2 separate regions of the Homo sapiens genome follow, and region 2 is linked to region 1. Evidence: chromatin loops called from intact Hi-C (ENCODE). Cell type or tissue: GM12878. All regions are shown on one strand. Each heading gives the region's core, and the rest is flanking DNA. Links, peaks and the distances in the headings are about the cores only.

What was found. A loop is a pair of places that touch in the nucleus more often than their neighbours do. Peaks named below come from ENCODE experiments on the same cell type or tissue, not always from the same donor. Only the 100,000 strongest peaks of a DNase experiment are listed, where the experiment ranks them.
Region 2: it touches region 1 in a loop (7-fold over the local background); 4 of 110 quality-filtered maps call a loop at or near these places.

The regions. Positions count from the first base shown.
Region 1 is chr3:66,985,128-66,993,416 of GRCh38, forward strand. No RefSeq gene overlaps it. Among named protein-coding and RNA genes, the nearest start is that of KBTBD8, 9.0 kb to the right of the region's middle. RefSeq lists enhancers at 2,824-3,573, 3,574-4,323, 4,324-5,073, 5,079-5,138. In GM12878, for the core only: CTCF peaks have their summits at 4,884 (motif pointing right) and 5,424 (motif pointing left); a DNase peak (open chromatin) is centred at 5,244; H3K4me3 peaks cover 665 bases; H3K27ac peaks cover 481 bases.
Region 2 is chr3:67,354,034-67,362,322 of GRCh38, forward strand. It overlaps a transcript of SUCLG2 not described here. Among named protein-coding and RNA genes, the nearest start is that of MIR4272, 130 kb to the left of the region's middle. In GM12878, for the core only: a CTCF peak has its summit at 3,993; no DNase peak of the experiment used is centred there.

The sequences.
Region 1 (8,289 bases), core at 1,907-6,906:
TGTGTCCTCCTATGGCAAGGAAAGAGAGAAAGGAAGAGAAGGAGGGAGAAAAAGAGAAAAGGAGGGAGGGAGAGCTGTCTAGTATCTCTTATTGGGGGTGGGGGTTATTTTACAGTATTTTATTTTATTAATTTTATTGTTTACATTGACAGGTAAAATTGTACGTATTTACTGTGTACAACATGATGTTTTGAAGTATACATACATTGTGAAAGAACTAAATGTGGCCAATTAACATATGCCGTACCTCGAAGTTATCATTTTTGTGGTGAGAACACTTTATATTCACTCTCTTAGCATTTTTCAAGAATGCAGTATATTATTAGCCATAGTCAACATGTTGTGTAATAGATTTCTTGAACTTATTCCTCCTGCGTAACTGAAACTTTGTATCCTTTGAGCAACATCTTCTTACCCTGCCCCACCCAAATACCCCAGTCCCTGATGACTACCAGTCTGCTATGTCTATGAGATCAACATTTTTAGATTCACATTTGAGTGAGAACATGTGATATTTGTCTTTCTGTGTCTGGCTTATTTCACTAAATGTTTTCCAGGTTCATCCATGTTGTTGAAAATGACAGGATTTCCTCCTTTTCTATGGCTGAATAGTTTCCATTGCGTATATATACCACATTTTTCTTTCTTTTTTTTTCAGATTAGTCCACTGAAGCAGTGAGAGTATACTGCATTTTTTTTTTTTAATCCACTCATCTGTTGACGGACACATAGGTTGATTCCGTATCTTGGCAATTGTGAATAGCGTTGCAATAAACATGGAAGTGCAGATATCTGTTTGACGTACTGATTTCAATTCCTTAGGATATATACACAGTAGTGAGACTGATGGGTCATATGGTAGTTCTATTTTTAATTTTTTGAGGAACTGCCATACTGTTTTCCATAATGGTTGTACAAATTTACATTCCTACTGACAGTGTGCAAGTTTCCCTTTTCTCCATATCCTCGCCAACACTATATTTTGTCTTTTTGCTAATAGATATCCTAAAAGGTATGAAGCTAGTCCAGTGAAAAAATGTGGAATTTAGCTATAAAGTTATATCCCAGATGGCAAGTTTTGTTTCCTAGTCTGAGCCTCAAGCCTTGTGGAACAACTGACTCCAGAATGTCAGCTATGATGCCTGGCAAAAGGATATTTGTGGGTTGTTAACTTGTGAATCAAAAGGCAAACCCTGGCCCAGCAGTATGTTATACCTCATTTTGGTTTTAATTTGCCTTGATATCTCTTCTTATGAGGGTACCAATCCGACAATAAGGGCCTCACCTTTATGACCTCATGCAAACCTAACTATCTCCCAAAGGCCCATCCCCAAATATTACATGGGGGTTTAGGGTTTCAACATATGAATTTGGGAGAGATACAATTCAGTACACAGTAGCAATCAACAAGGAAGTCACCAAGGGTGCAATCTGGTACAACGAAGTGTTAGGCCTCATATGCACCCAAGTGCTAATTCAGCACTTTTTCTCTCAGCATAATGTATAGCGAGTGAGCCAGGCAGCCTAGGGCCTGGTGCTGATAAATCAAAGTCATTTCAGACTAAATCATCATAAAAAAGCATACCTTTGCCGGGCATGGTGGCTCATGCCTGTAATCCCAGCACTTTGGAAGGCTGAGGCGGGTAGATCACAAGGTCAGGAGTTCGAGACCAGCCTGACCAACATGGTGAAACCTTGTCTCTACTAAAAATACAAAAATTAGCCGGGTGTGGTGGTGCACACCTATAGTCCCAGCTACTCAGAAGGCTGAGGCTGAGGCTGAGGCTGAGGCAGGAGAATTACTTGAACCCAGGAGGCGGAGGTTGTGGTGAGCCGAGATTGTGCCACTCCACCCTCTCCATCCAGTCTGAATGACAGAGTGAGACTCCGTCTCCAAAAAGAAAAAAAAGCCTACCTTTATTTTCACCTTCATCCATATGCCTTTTTTTTTTTCCGTTAAGGAGAGAAACCAGTTGACACTGTGTGGCAAAATCTGGAATCATCTATCATCACTATTGGAAAAATACCCAGGAGAGCAGCAGCATCAACTTCTATTCATTAACAAAGATCTCAATACAGTTGAGCATCCTTAGTCTGAAATCCTTCAAAATACCAAATTTTTTGAGTGCCAACATGATGCCACAAGTAGAAAGTTCCATATCTGTTGAGGTGTGGGGAGCTAGGGAAGGGATAGCATTAGGAGAAATACCTAACGTAGATGACGGGTTGATGGGTGCAGCAAACCACCATGGCATGTGTATATCTATGTAACAAACCTGCACGTTCTGCACATGTATCCCAAAACTTAAAGTATAATTAAAAAAAAGTAAAAAAAAAAAAAATTCCACATCTGAAGTCATGTTCCAAGTTGCAGTCAAACACACAGTTGTACCTTTGTTTCACGAACAAAATTATTAAAAGTATTATATGAAATTATCTTCAGCTTATGTATATAAGGTATATGTGAAACATAAATGAATTCTGTGTTTAGACTTGGGTCACATCCCCAAGATATCTCATTATATATGTTCAAGTTTTCTAAAATCCAAAACATTTCAAAGTCAGATACATGGGTCCCAAGCATTTGTGATAAGGAATACTCAACTTGTACTGCTTTCCATCATATCCAAACACTCACTCTGGCCAGGTGGGGTGACTCACACCTGTAATCCCAGCACTTTGGGAGGCCGAGGGTCCAGCATTGCTTGAACCCAGTAGTTCGAGGCCAGCCTGGGCAACATAGTGAGACCCTGTGTCTACAAATGATTTAAAAATTATCTGGGCATGGTGGCACATGTCTCTAATCCCAGCTACTTGGGAGGCTGGGGTGGGAGGATCAGTTGAGCCTAGAAGGTTGAGGCTGCAGTGAACTGTGCTCTCACCATTGCACTCCAGCGTGGGCAACAGAGTAAGACCCTGTCTCAAAACAAACAAAAAACCAAACATTCATAGTTCTGCCATATTTTCTTTAAGGAAAAAACAAAATAATTTTTATTGTCATCTCATTGCAACAGTTCAAGCTTAGTAGAACCTCCTTTCTACTACTTTTGTTTCTTTACTTTTTCTTTTGAAAATGTTTAAACCTGCAAGAGTACAGTGAATTCCCACAAAGTCTTTAATTTACCAAAAGGTTGACATTTTACCACGTTTGCTATATTATTTTCTGCATATGTACTTTTATACTTATTATTAGTGCCATACCACTTGACAATAAGTAGTAGAAATCATGGCCCTTCACTTTAGCTTGTATTCCTTTTTTTTTTTTTTTTTTGAGACGGAGTCTCGCTCTGTCGCCCAGGCCGGACTGCGGACTGCAGTGGCGCAATCTCGGCTCACTGCAAGCTCTGCTTCCCGGGTTCACGCCATTCTCCTGCCTCAGCCTCCCGAGTAGCTGGGACTACAGGCGCCCGCCACCGCGCCCGGCTAATTTTTTGTATTTTTAGTAGAGACGGGGTTTCACCTTGTTAGTCAGGATGGTCTCGATCTCCTGACCTCATGATCCACCCGCCTCGGCCTCCCAAAGTGCTGGGATTACAGGCGTGAGCCACCGCACCCGGCCTTTAGCTTGTATTCTTTTAGAACAAAGGCATTTACCTAATAAACAGGGCCTAGAGGGTGAAAGGAAGAAATGGCTGGTATTCACCAAGGACAGATACAAAAGGGACCAATTTTTTGACGAAGAATTTGCACAGCAATTAAATTTCCCCTGTGACTGCAGGAACCTTGTAAGTAAAAGAATTTCAAACTGAGCTTAGGCATGCTCCTTTGACCTGTTTTAGCCTGAGCAATTAATAAAGTGTTTGGATTGTATTTGCACTACAAGCCTCAACTCCCTGAAGAGTAAGTAGGCTAACACACAGGTGGAAAAATTAGCAATTTATTGATTCGGTACATTCCAAACATAGTTGAAGCTTTCTTAAGCTGTTTCTAAGACCCCAAGCTGTGTGCATTCTTGTGATCATATTGGCTCCCTCTCAGCCATCGGGATTAACATACTGCTGGGCCAGGGTTTGCCTTCTGATTCACAAATTAACAACCCACAAATATCCTTTTGCCAGGTAGTCAGTTCCGGAGTCAGTTCTTCTGCAAGGCTTGAGGCTCAGACTAGGAAACAAAACTTACCCTCTGGGAAATAACATTAAACCTAAATTCTAACACAATTTGATGCTGAAAGATCAAAGATTCCTCAGTGTAGTTTACTAATAGTTCCCCACCGTTAAGTATAAAAAATTCCTTCCACATGCCTTTCGCCTCTGCATTCAACTGTGTTTGACAAAGCCTGTCTCACAAACTCAATTAGAACCACTGAGCTTAAACACACCCCTTTCCTTGGTCACTTACAGTAGATCTTTTCCTGACTGCTCCTATCGTGGCAGGGACTGCTCTTAGAAAAATGTGCTCTTGTAAAAAAGATCTCACAATAGCTCTCACATGAAGCTTATCGTCAATGGTCAGTGTCCGATTATGTCATGCCGTGTTGTTTTTCCAATGGGACAGACTGCTGCTTTCATCAAGTTGGAGGATATATTTATGGTACTGTTTTGAAGGGCAGTGTTTTAAGTTTGAATTACAAGATATTTTTGAAAATATAGTCAACTCTTTCATTTGGAGCTCAAAATGAATATACTAAATCTGCACTTCTGAATAGAAGTCCATATGCCTGGACATAAAATGTGCAGTGATAGAGCACAGTGGGACTTCATGAGTATTGGTGTATATAGTCTCAACTATAGACATTTCGAAGGCATAATTTTCATTTCAATAGATTAAGGCATGTGTGTGAGAAAAGCGTGAAAATTATAAGAGCCCAGAGTTCTTAACTATTGACATTTGGGGCCAGATAATTCTTTGCTGAGGTATAGCCATCCTAGCCTCTATCCACTAGGTGCCAGTATCAACATTCACACCCCAAAAGGAGACAACCAAAAATGTCTCTAGAGATTCCCAAATATTCCCTGAGGGACAAAAATCACCCTTGGGGAGAATCCCTGCAATAAATTGTTTTGGTTTATTTTCCCATGTGGCCAAAGTAAACCAATCTTAGAAAGTGCTGGTTTGTCTTAGTCATATGTGAATATGCTACGGAGTGTCTACTTACCTGCACGGTCACAAGGTTTTCTTTATCTCTGCATCACTAAGAGTGTCTAGCACAGTCCTCTTATAATATGTCTGTGATTGGTGCTGATTCCCAGATGTTTCTAGCTTTTCTCCTTCCGGGAATGGTAGAATAGGACTTCCTATTATACTTCCACTTTAGATGGTCACATGACTTGTTATGGCCAATGAAATGGGACTGGAAGTGATGCGTGTTTCTCCAGGTGGAAACATTAAGATCCAATGCACAATTTACCACGTTTCCTTTTTTTCTGGCATGGTGACCAAGCACATTTGCCAAGATGGCTGCTCTCTCAGTCTGGCCTCTCAGTTACTGCAAAGAGTAGAGCCCCCTGCTGATCTGACTTGGATATAAGCATGAGTGAAAAACAAAATTTTGTTGATATAAGCTGCTGAAAGTGTGGGGTTGTTTGTTACAAGTAACAGTATGTGTTAGTTACAACTAACAGTATGATAGGCTAAGATATGTTTTCAGTGTCACAGACATTTGAATTCAGAGCGCCTATGAGTGGTTTGGTTCCTTTTCTTCCATACTTTAGAAAGGTTAGGAATCACCAGTGATGATGAGCCTATGCCACCACATTGAGCTGAGAAGACAGCTGCATCTTGGGTTCCTGCTCCAGCTTAACTGTGATTAATCTGTAAACTGGTTAATTTACCATGAAGAACAACAAATTAATTGCTATATAATAAGCTGAAAAATTAAATGGAATTTTCATTTTACTATTCAAGTACTACCACAAGTAGTAATAACTAATATTTACTGAGTACTTTCTCTGTACCAGTGGCTGAGCTAAACACTCTGCATATATTTGCATAGATTATCTCCTTTACTCCTCATAATAGTTCTGTAAGGTTAATGCTCTTTTAGCCCAATTTTAAAGCTGGGAAACCTGAGGCATGAAGAAATTATTAGCTTCCTCTGCGTCATAGCTAGAAAGTGTTTCAGTGAGATTTGAACTTGGGTAGTCTGATTCCAGAGTGTGTGCCTCTTCACAGTTACGGGAATCTACCTCCTAAAGAGTGATTTTCACTCTGATACCCCAGAAAACCAGGTACGTATGTATTGTGCAGACATAGACACAAGTTAGAGCTATGTGTTCTCTAACAAAGAGGTCTTGAGAAACATTGGAGAAAGCAGCCATATATTTGAATTGGCACAAGATCAGTTAAAGGCTGGTTCTTCTCCATGGATTATGGTAAACCGAGTCGCTCAAATCTACTGTAATTAAGTGAATATAATTCTTTCTTAGGGATTAAACTGGGTATGCAAGAGAACAACATGTAAAACATCTGTTCTTAAGATGCTTCTTTGGCCCTGTGTCACAACTAATCTACTTAGTGTTATAATTTTGTTTCCAGATATATATATACAGCATTCAGCCACAATTATGACTAAGGCTTAAAGTCTCTATTATATTAACCTGCCATCTTTAAGTCTTACAGCCAGTAAGGTGGCTTATCTCCAAATATGACTCACACGCAACCATACTTCCTGGTATTCAGGACATTTTGCAATTCCCTCCCATGTTGAATCTCACTCTTCTCACAAGATGACCCAGGGAGCCCCTCCTGCAACAAAAATACATACTTTACAGATAGATTTGGGGTGATTGTTTACCTTGCAATTTTCTGTTTAAAGTATTATTTATTTGAGTTCTTTTAAATGTTAAGATTCTCTCCATTTTTATTAGTATTAAACATTTGATGGAGAGACCTGGAGGAGAGAGCAGAGAGAAGTAAAACTGAGGCCATGAAACTTAGCGTTCAACTATTGGAAAGCTCAGTAAACTCTTCATGCAGTAATTCATCCATTGTAATAGTACAATGAATGAATGACTCTTCATGCAGTAATACAGTACTACTATGATGGATGAATTACTGCATAAGAGTTTACTGTTTATCCATTGTACTACTTTCCTTTTGCTGCTGTAACAAATTACCACAATCTTAGTGGTTTAATACAGCACAAATTATCCTACAGTATTGGATGTTAGAAGTCCAAAACCATGATGGCGGCAGGACTGCCTTCCTCACGCAAGATCTAGGGCAGAATCCATTCCCTTGCCTTTTCTAGCATTTAGAGGCTGCCTACATTCCTTGTCTCATGACCTCTTATTTCATCTTCAAAGCATGTCACTCAGCCTCTGCTTCTGTGATCACATCTCTTCTTATAAGGACCATGTGATCACAATGAGCCCACTTGGATAACCCCTACATCTTGAAATCCTTAATTTAATCACATCTTCAAAGTCTCATTTGCCATGTGAGATAACATAGTCACAGGTTCTGGGGATTAGAGTGTGACCTTCTTTGGGCAGCCATTATTCTGTTCACTACATCCATTCCCATTCAATATATTCATTTATGCAATTAATTATGTAAGCATTTATTGATACATAACATATCAAACAGTGAGCTAGTTGATAGAAATGTAAAGAATATAAAGAATTGACTACATGCGTTCAAAGCAGCATGCATAGACCTTACTTAAATACATGGTACCAAGTGAAAAAGTTAGAAACAAATTGAGATCCATAGCATGATACCATTATATAAACCATAAGAGCACATAATCAACACATATTCAATACATTAATACATATTTTACAAGAACAGAAACACAGGATCCACATCAAACCCATTATAATGGTTGTATTTGAAGTTGGAAGAGGATGGAAGTAAAGAATGGGGATTGAAGGCAACAGTACATATGTAGCAAAAGAGATGGGGCATATGGACCAAAGATAATATTGTGTTGTGAACCAAGAAGTATAACTCTACGCTGTGAAATGGATATTTAAAAGGAAAACAAACAAACTACCTTTAAATAATAAACAAAGTACACTTATGTAAACTTTAATAGTGCTGTTAACAAAGTGGGAGAACATACAGCACAGAGGACCACAGAGCAGGTAGAAGGAGGATGTTGTAGAACACTTGTTCTCAACTGCGATGATTTTCCCCCAGAAGACATTAGACAATGTCTGGGGCCATTTTAATTTTCGTAACTGAGAGGTGGGTGCTACTGGCACCTAGTGGGTGGAGGACAGAGATGCTGCTAAGTATCTGACGATGCACAGGGCAGCCCCTACAACAAAGAATTGTCTAGCTGAAAATGCCAAGAGTGCTGAGATAAAGAAAAACCATGTGTAGAACAACCAGAAAAAAATC
Region 2 (8,289 bases), core at 1,686-6,685, 370 kb after region 1:
CTCATTTACCTTTCCAATTCAGGCCTTCTTCAAAAAGTCACCATTCTTTCTTAGAAAGAGATATTAATACAGCCTCTATTCATATTAACCCCACCATGTTATCATCATTCTTCTGATTCAAAATTAATAAATACTGAGAAACAAATTTTCCTCTATCAAAGGGACAGTTTTACTTTTTACTTGTTTCTGTATTCAGTCCAATCAATAACATTTTTAAGTTGTTGGTGGATATTCTGAATATTGTAATTTTTATCATTTTTAAAGGGGCAATTTTGTAAAATGACAAGACCATAAAGGGCTACCTTTGCATGTTCTCTGCTATAGAAAATCAGATGCACTTGTTTTTAGAGAAGAAAAAAAATCATTGTTGACAAAACTCCTGTACAAAGATCTCTAATGCCTTTGGCCAGTAGTCGTCATACCAGATGCAGTCTTTTTAATGTGGACCTTTTTGGTTTAGTCCTTCTTAATCTTTTAATACAATGATGATTAGATTAAATGGGAATGTATATTGAATAAAAATTTGCTAGCAAATATTTTTACTATAACACATTATTATATGAGATATTTTAATCAGCTGTTAAAATTTGATACATGTTGATATTTTCAGTATTTATATGGCTAATATAGCTACCTAGAGCATCCAACAATGTGTAATTAAAAATATTTATCATTACCAGAAATACAAAAGAAGTTGTGGTTAAAACTTAGGCTTTGATGTCATTCTGAACTGGGTTAAAACCTTGTGTTCTCACAAACGATGTGATCTTGATCAAGCAACAACTTCTCGAAATCTGTTTCTTTATTACTACTCAGTTGCAAGCCACATAAGGGTAAGGACCTTATCTACTGAGCTAATATTTTATCACCAACATTTAACACACTGCCTTGAATATGGTAGTCAATTAATAAATATTGAATGACTGAAATAATACATTGAATAATGGGGGCAGTAATATAATTTACCTCATAGGGTAGATGCGAACGTGAAATAAGATTAGGCATGTACAGATCCAGAAGAGAAACATGATTAACTAGCTATTATTAGGGTGACCATATAATTTGACATACATATCGGGACACTTCAGAATAACAGAGGGTGCCATTAATAGTTACATGGGGGCAAAAGATGTGAACTAAGGCCATCCAAGTCAAACTAAGGTATGTAGTCACCCCAGCTCTGGCAAATATTATTAGGCAATATAGGAAACCAAGGATAGAAGGAAATGTGTAATTGTAGATACGTAACATATAATTATTTGACAATGGTTGCAATGTAGACAAATAAAACCACAGCAATAGTGTCTAACCTGGCAAAAACTGCCCCCACCTACCTGCTCGAAGCATTAGAGAGAAGGAACAGTAGAAAAATGACGTTTCCTGAGTCCAAATTTCCACATTGGGTTTTTCAGATTCGTTTAACTTACCAAGTTGAATTAGATTAATAATTCTCTTTCAAGATTCCTTGTCAAATCTCTCACAGTGATTGTTTTTCACCTCTCATATTTCTGGCCCCGCCCTGTCTGAGTGGAATGTTTCAACTTCTAATTCGACAATTTACATATTGACCTGTTTCCTGGCCAATGTTTGTTCTTCCTCAGGATATCTCTGTACTATTACCTGTTCTCTCTTCCACCTCTTCTGTCTATAAAAAAGATACATCTTTCCTTTAGGCTATGGCCCTTCACCTCACAGACACTTTACGTATGTATGTATGTATGTATGTATGTACGTATGTATCTATGTATTTGAGACAGGTTCTTACTCTGTCCTCCAGGCTGGAGTGCAGTGGTGCAATCTCGGCTCACTGCAGCCTTGACCTCCTGACTCAAGTGATCCTCCCACCTCAGCCTCCCGAGTAGCTGGGACCACAGGTGCTCACCATCATACCCAGCTATTTTTTTGTATTTTTAGTAAAGATGGGGTTTTGCCACGTTGCCCAGGCTGGGACACTCTTCTCATCATAGCCTCCAAGATGTTGTTCTTTTTTTTTTTTTTTGAGATGGAGTCTTGCTATGTCACCCAGGCTGAAGTGCAGTGGTGCGATCTCGGCTCACTGCAGCCTCTGCCTCCTCTGCCTCCCGGGTTCCAGGGATTCTCCTGCCTCAGCCACCTGGGTAGCTGAGATTACAGGCATATGCCACCACGCCTGGCTAATTTTTGTATTTTTAGTAGAGATGGGGTTTCGCCATGTTGGCCAGGCTGGTCTCGAACTCTTGATCTCAGGTGATCCACCCGCCTTGGCCTCCCATAGTGCTGGGATTACAGGCATGAGCCACTGCGCCTGACCCAAGATGTTCTTCTATCAGTTTTTCACTCTCTTCTTATTGGTGTCTTCAATATCTCCTTCCTGATAAGATTCAGAAATCTGGATCTTATGCTCTGGAATCATAAACATTTATGTTCTAATTCTGGGTTTTCGATCTCTGTGTGATCTTAGGAAAGCTGGTTAACATCATTGAGCCTCAGTTTCTTCATGGTAAAGTGGTAATTGTAATGCCTAGCTCAAAGAATAGCAAGGAGGATTAAATGAGATAATGTATATAAAATGTCTAGGAGACTTCTGGGCAAGACATTGGCACCTTAGATTCAAACACTGGTGCACATCCTCTCCTCTAAGCAAATAATAAGGGTAGGCAGAACCTTAAAAGAGAAAAGTAATAACATATGTGGAGGCTAAAAAATAAGATAAATCTATCTGGAACCAAAAACTGAACAGAAATACAAAGTCATAAAAGGAGCTGAAAATGGAGGCCTGTTGGACTCTGTTTCCGAAATAGGCAGTGGCTACCAAGAGCTAGGCTTCTATGTGTCAACAAGGACCAAAGGAAAGGCACACAAGCGAGGCAACTGGAATCAGGAGTGACAGGGATCCAGTGTCTGGGGAGAAACTTTTCCATCCCATTGGCAGCACCATTTTCCTTTTTCAACTACAGGCTGCAGTTGTTTTCCACACACTCCCATCTTAAGGCGCCTGTAAGTGCCGTGTTCATAATTCAGTTTCTATTTCCCTTCCCATACCGCTACACTTTTATTGAATGTACATTTTGCATTCCTGTGAAAAACTCACAGTGATTTATACTGATATCCCAGTGGAGCAGGAACCTCAAGGTGACATTATAAGGACTCAGGGTCCAGCTGCTGAATGTAGACAACTGAAAGAGGGAGCAAGAGGAGGGAAAAGAGGGAAGGAGAGAAAAGAAAATAAGAACAATAAACAAAAGTAAATTAAATACTGATTCATCTGCAGCAGAATTTATTCCTGAAAAAATCTATTTTATAAAGGAAACTGACAATGGCTTTAAAATAAATGTTTCAGGTATTTAAAGACAAAAATGAGTAAAACCATGAACATAATAGATTACAACACATAGACTTGGGAGAAAAGAAATAATGATGAGTAAAGAAACTGATGAAATATGTCAGCAAATTTAATGAAGTATTGACTATTTTGGGTGTGTGTTAAACAACACTGTGTTTAGAGAAAAAAAACAAGATGGGGAAAGGGAGCAATTTGGTTAATTAAATTGTGATAAGTAGGAGGATAGAAATGATTAAAAATAGATTTGTTTAAAATATTTATAGTTAAATAGGTAGGTGAAAAAAATTCAGGGTTGCCACTAAAAGTAAACAATACAATATATGCTTTCTGTATTTGTTTTCTACATCTGTACAACAAATTATCACAAATTTAGCTACTTATAAAAATACATACATTATCTCAGAGTTTCTGTGGGTCAGGAGTATGGGCACAGGCTGGCTGGGTCTTCTCTGTTCAGTGTCTCACCAGGCTGCAATCAAAGGGTAGGCCTAGCTGTGTCCTCAAGTGAAGGCTCTCTTAGGGAAAAATCTACTTCCAAGCTTCCTAAGGTTGTTGGCTGAATTCAGGTCCTTGCAGCTGTAGGCCTGGAATCCCAGAATTCCTGCAAGTGTTGGCGAGACGCTGCTCTCAGCTCCCAGGAGGTATTTCCACGTCGTTGTCACCTGACTCCCTCTATAGGCAGTTCACAAAATGACTGTTTCTTTGAGGTCAGCAGGAGAATCTCTCAGACTCCTGTTTCTGATCTCTAAACCTTCATTTGAAGGGCTCCCATAATTAGATCAGGCCCAACCAGGATAACTTCCCTCTTCATTAAGTTAACTGATTAGAGACTTAAATCGCATCTTCAAAATCCCTTCCCCTTGGCTGCACAATGTAACCTAAGCACTGGAGTGCTGTCCCATCATATGCACCAGTCCTGCCCACACTCCAGGGAAGATTATACAAGAAGGTGGGAATTTTAGGGGCCATCTTAGAATCTGCCAACCACAGTCTGTCCTTTGAATCCCCAATGATTTACATTCCTCCCAGATGCAACATGTATTTACCCCTCTCAAAGTTCCCACCAGTCTTATCTCATTACAGCAACAGCTTACAGTCCAGTAATACCATATGTTTGTATGTGTATATCTTTTTCAACTGAAAAGGAGCAATAAGAAACAAAAATGAATGATAAACAGAAGAAACAAAAAATTGTAGAAAGAAATACAAATAAACCAATAATCACAACAAACATAAAGAAATTAAGTTTATTTTTTAAAAGATATAGATTTTTTAAATGAGTAAAGTGCACAGAGTCCAGCTATATGTTTCTTAAAAAACTACAACAAAATGCAGAAAGATTAAAAGAAAGGAACTAAAAAATATATGCCAGTAAAATTGTAATCCCCAAATATCTAGGGTTCTAATATAACATCAGATAAAACAGAACCTAAATCCAAATTATTACAGGGTTAAAGAAGAATACTACTAATGATACAAAAATAACTTCCTAAGATATATAATAATAATTAATTTATGCACATCTAACAGCATTCTCTCTCTCTCTACACACACACACACACACACACAATCATATTGAAACTGGGAACTTTTAACACAACTCTATTAAGTTTATTAACTTAATAATAGTAGAAAAGATTTGAAAACAGAATGAACATGTTTGATGTAATGAACTATAATAAAATTTGTACCTCTATGTTCTTTTCAAGTACAAAGATGCCATTTACAGTAATTAACTGTATCATAATCAAATGTCAACACATCTCAAAGTTTCAATATCATAGCGACTATGTTATCTCACTGTAATGAAATTAAACCAGAAATTAAAAATTAAAAGATAGATAAAAGATCATATATTTAGAACTCTAGAACATTCACTCCTAAATAACATAATCCAAAGGAAAATAACAGTGAGAGAATTACAAAGTATTTAGGATAGAACACCAATGAAAAGACAGCTGAAACTGCAAAATTAGTGAGATGCAGATAAAATATTTACAGGTAAGTTTAAATGGATCTATTCAATATCAAGAAAGACTAAATATAAATGAGTTAAGTATTTAAAGATCTAGACAAAGAATTTAGAAAGAGTAACTCAAAATAATCAGAAGAAAAAATAACAAACATAATCAAGAAATACATAAAATAGAAAACTATAATACACTGGGGCGAATGAACGTGACCACAGCTTGGTTCTCTGAGAAACAGAAAAGGCTGTAGCAAGACTAATTTTTTAAGAATAGGCATAAATAAACAATAACAGCAAGAGAAAAGGAGAAAGATACACCACAGATACTAAAAATGCAATAGTCTGAGAATCAAGGTAATTACATTCTGCTTGTTGATGACTGAGGTAGGAGCAGGCATATGACAATTCTTGTGAAAAGGACAATGAGAAAAAAGGAGAAATTTTGCTAGAACTCTTCTTGAAAAGTATTATTTGCTTTTAGGAAAGGTCAGAAGACAAGAAACTGCCCCTTCCTGATTTTGGATGTTGTTGTCTGAAGATGTGATGGTTGGTACTGTGGCAACCACATTGGATCATGAGGGCAAAACCAAGGGAATAAGAGAAGTTAACAAGAACATTACTGAGCCCCTGAAGAACCAACCCTAGAACCGCCCTATTTTCAGATTCCTGTTATGTGAGATAATACAGTATTTATGTTTAATTAGCTCTTATAAGAATATTCTATGACTTGGAGCCAAATGCATTCTAACGGATATAACATTCTGGAACCAGTTTCTTAATTTTGTTTTATAAACAGATTATAAATAGAGAAGCAAAGTTTTTCCAACTGGAGTGGAATAATCTGAGAGGCCTTCTCTCATGGATGGCTAATATGGTACAGGAGTCATGAATGAAGAGAGGCTGTTATATAGAACGTTCTGAACTCTGATGGAGGTGCTGAACAATAAGGAGGATTAACAAGTGATGTGACAGAAGCTATCCAAAGGGAAAGGACCAATGGCTCATTCCCCACCCATTTAAGGAGCCAAAGCTCTTGGCAATCTGAACATAGTTATCGATTATACATACCCTTCATCCTCATAACTCTTCAAATGCCTTTATTAAACAAGAACACTTCTTGCATACATTACCTACCTGGACACAATTCTAAAATATTTTTGGTGAATGAACAGCTATAAGCCATGCCCTTCCATTTTCCATTTCCATTAGCATGCAGCTGAACCCAAATGTAAAAAAATAATTTTGTGATGATATTCATTAATTTGGAAAAGTAATCTCAGCAAGTATCTTAGCAAAGTAAATCTTTAACATAAAAAAATGCTGATGGCACACTTACTCAGATTTTGGTGGGCGACGTTCTCTTGGATACCAGTTATATTCTCATTTGAATTTCCTGTTTCTTGTTTTATGTGCATATAACTTCCTTTTTTTTCCATAAAAGTACCTGAAATTGGAGTGAGATTCTTGTAATGAGTTTTTTCTTGCAATATATTTAGATGAACAACAACAGTATGGTATTCCTAAGATCCTGTTACTCCTATTCCTTAATGGAAACATCGTGTTACTGATTCTTCTCCCACTGGAGGAATATGCTTTGAGGACTGAACTTTTTTCCCTGTCTCTCTCTCGTTTATTGGGAAAACAACGTCATCGTCTTCTTGGATTGCTGACATTTGGATAAGGCAGATGAAACAAGTAAGTGTCCTACGTCCAGATAGAAATAGCAACCATGCACAAAATTTTCTTATAAAACAGATAATAGAGTGACTATAATAGAGACTAGACCAGAAGTCTGGATTCTTGGGTCCAACTGTTCAATCTTAGGCTTGTTCTGAGATGCCGGAAAAAAAAAAAAATCACTCAAGAGTCTTTTGGTGCCTTTTTGGGCTGCACCTATAAATGGTAATTATACTTTTCTATTATAGAGTTCTCCACCATCTATTGTGATGTGTAACTATATCAAAGGAGTAGTTGACAGCTTAGTTAATGCATAGAGTATAAATCACGTTGAGTTTCTCACAGGAATACAAAATGTACATTAAATACAAAGTCTAGCAGCATGAGAAGGGAAATAGAAACTGTGAATCATGAGCACACCACTTACAGATGTCTCAAGATGTGGGTTATGTGGAATACAACTGCAGCCTGTAGTTAAAAAAGGAAACTGATGCTACTGGTGGGATGGGTTGTTTTCTAGGGCAGGGCTCAGGAGACAGACGAGACAGATTTCTACCCTCGACTTGAAAATGGGCCATTGTGTGAGCCTTGGCAACTTTGGTACAGCCTGCAGCGACTAAAATGGCCTGGCCCCTGCCCACTTCTCTATTATTAGATAGATTGCATTAACGGCCCAATTCTTCATCCTTTCCTGTATCCTTGCTTTTTTGCCATGGGGTTTTAAGCAACTCCTACAAAGAGGTAGAGTATATTTGGGGTATCTTGATTTAGAGTTTGGCCATGTGACTTGCTTTGGCTAATAGAATTTTAGTGGTTGTGATACTAACAGATGTCTAGAAAGTGCTTGCATGTATTTGGTTTTGCTCTTGCTCCTCTGGGATGGTGAGGGGAACATGCCCTGGCTAGGCTGCTGAAGGATGAGACATACAGAACAGAGCCAAGCTGCCCAGGTGTTCCAGCCAAAGCCAACCTAGATCAACCATCAGCCAGCTGGTTCCCAGACATGTGAATAAGCCAAACCAACAGGAAAAATTGCCCAGTTGTGCTTGTCCTAAATAACTGACTCCCAGACTCATAAGCAAAATAAATGCTTATTGTTACAAACCACTGAGTTTTGAGATGATTTGTTATACAGCATTCTTGTGGCTATCAATCTGATATACTTTCCAACACTTCCCTGTTGCTCTCCACACCCACTCCAGCAACATTAGACTTATCTATTTAAGAGAACTTTTCATGTACCCCAGGACAGGATCCTTGCACATGCTGTTCTCCCTCTGCCTGGAGCTGTCTCTTATGCGTCTCCCCTGGCCCCTTACGT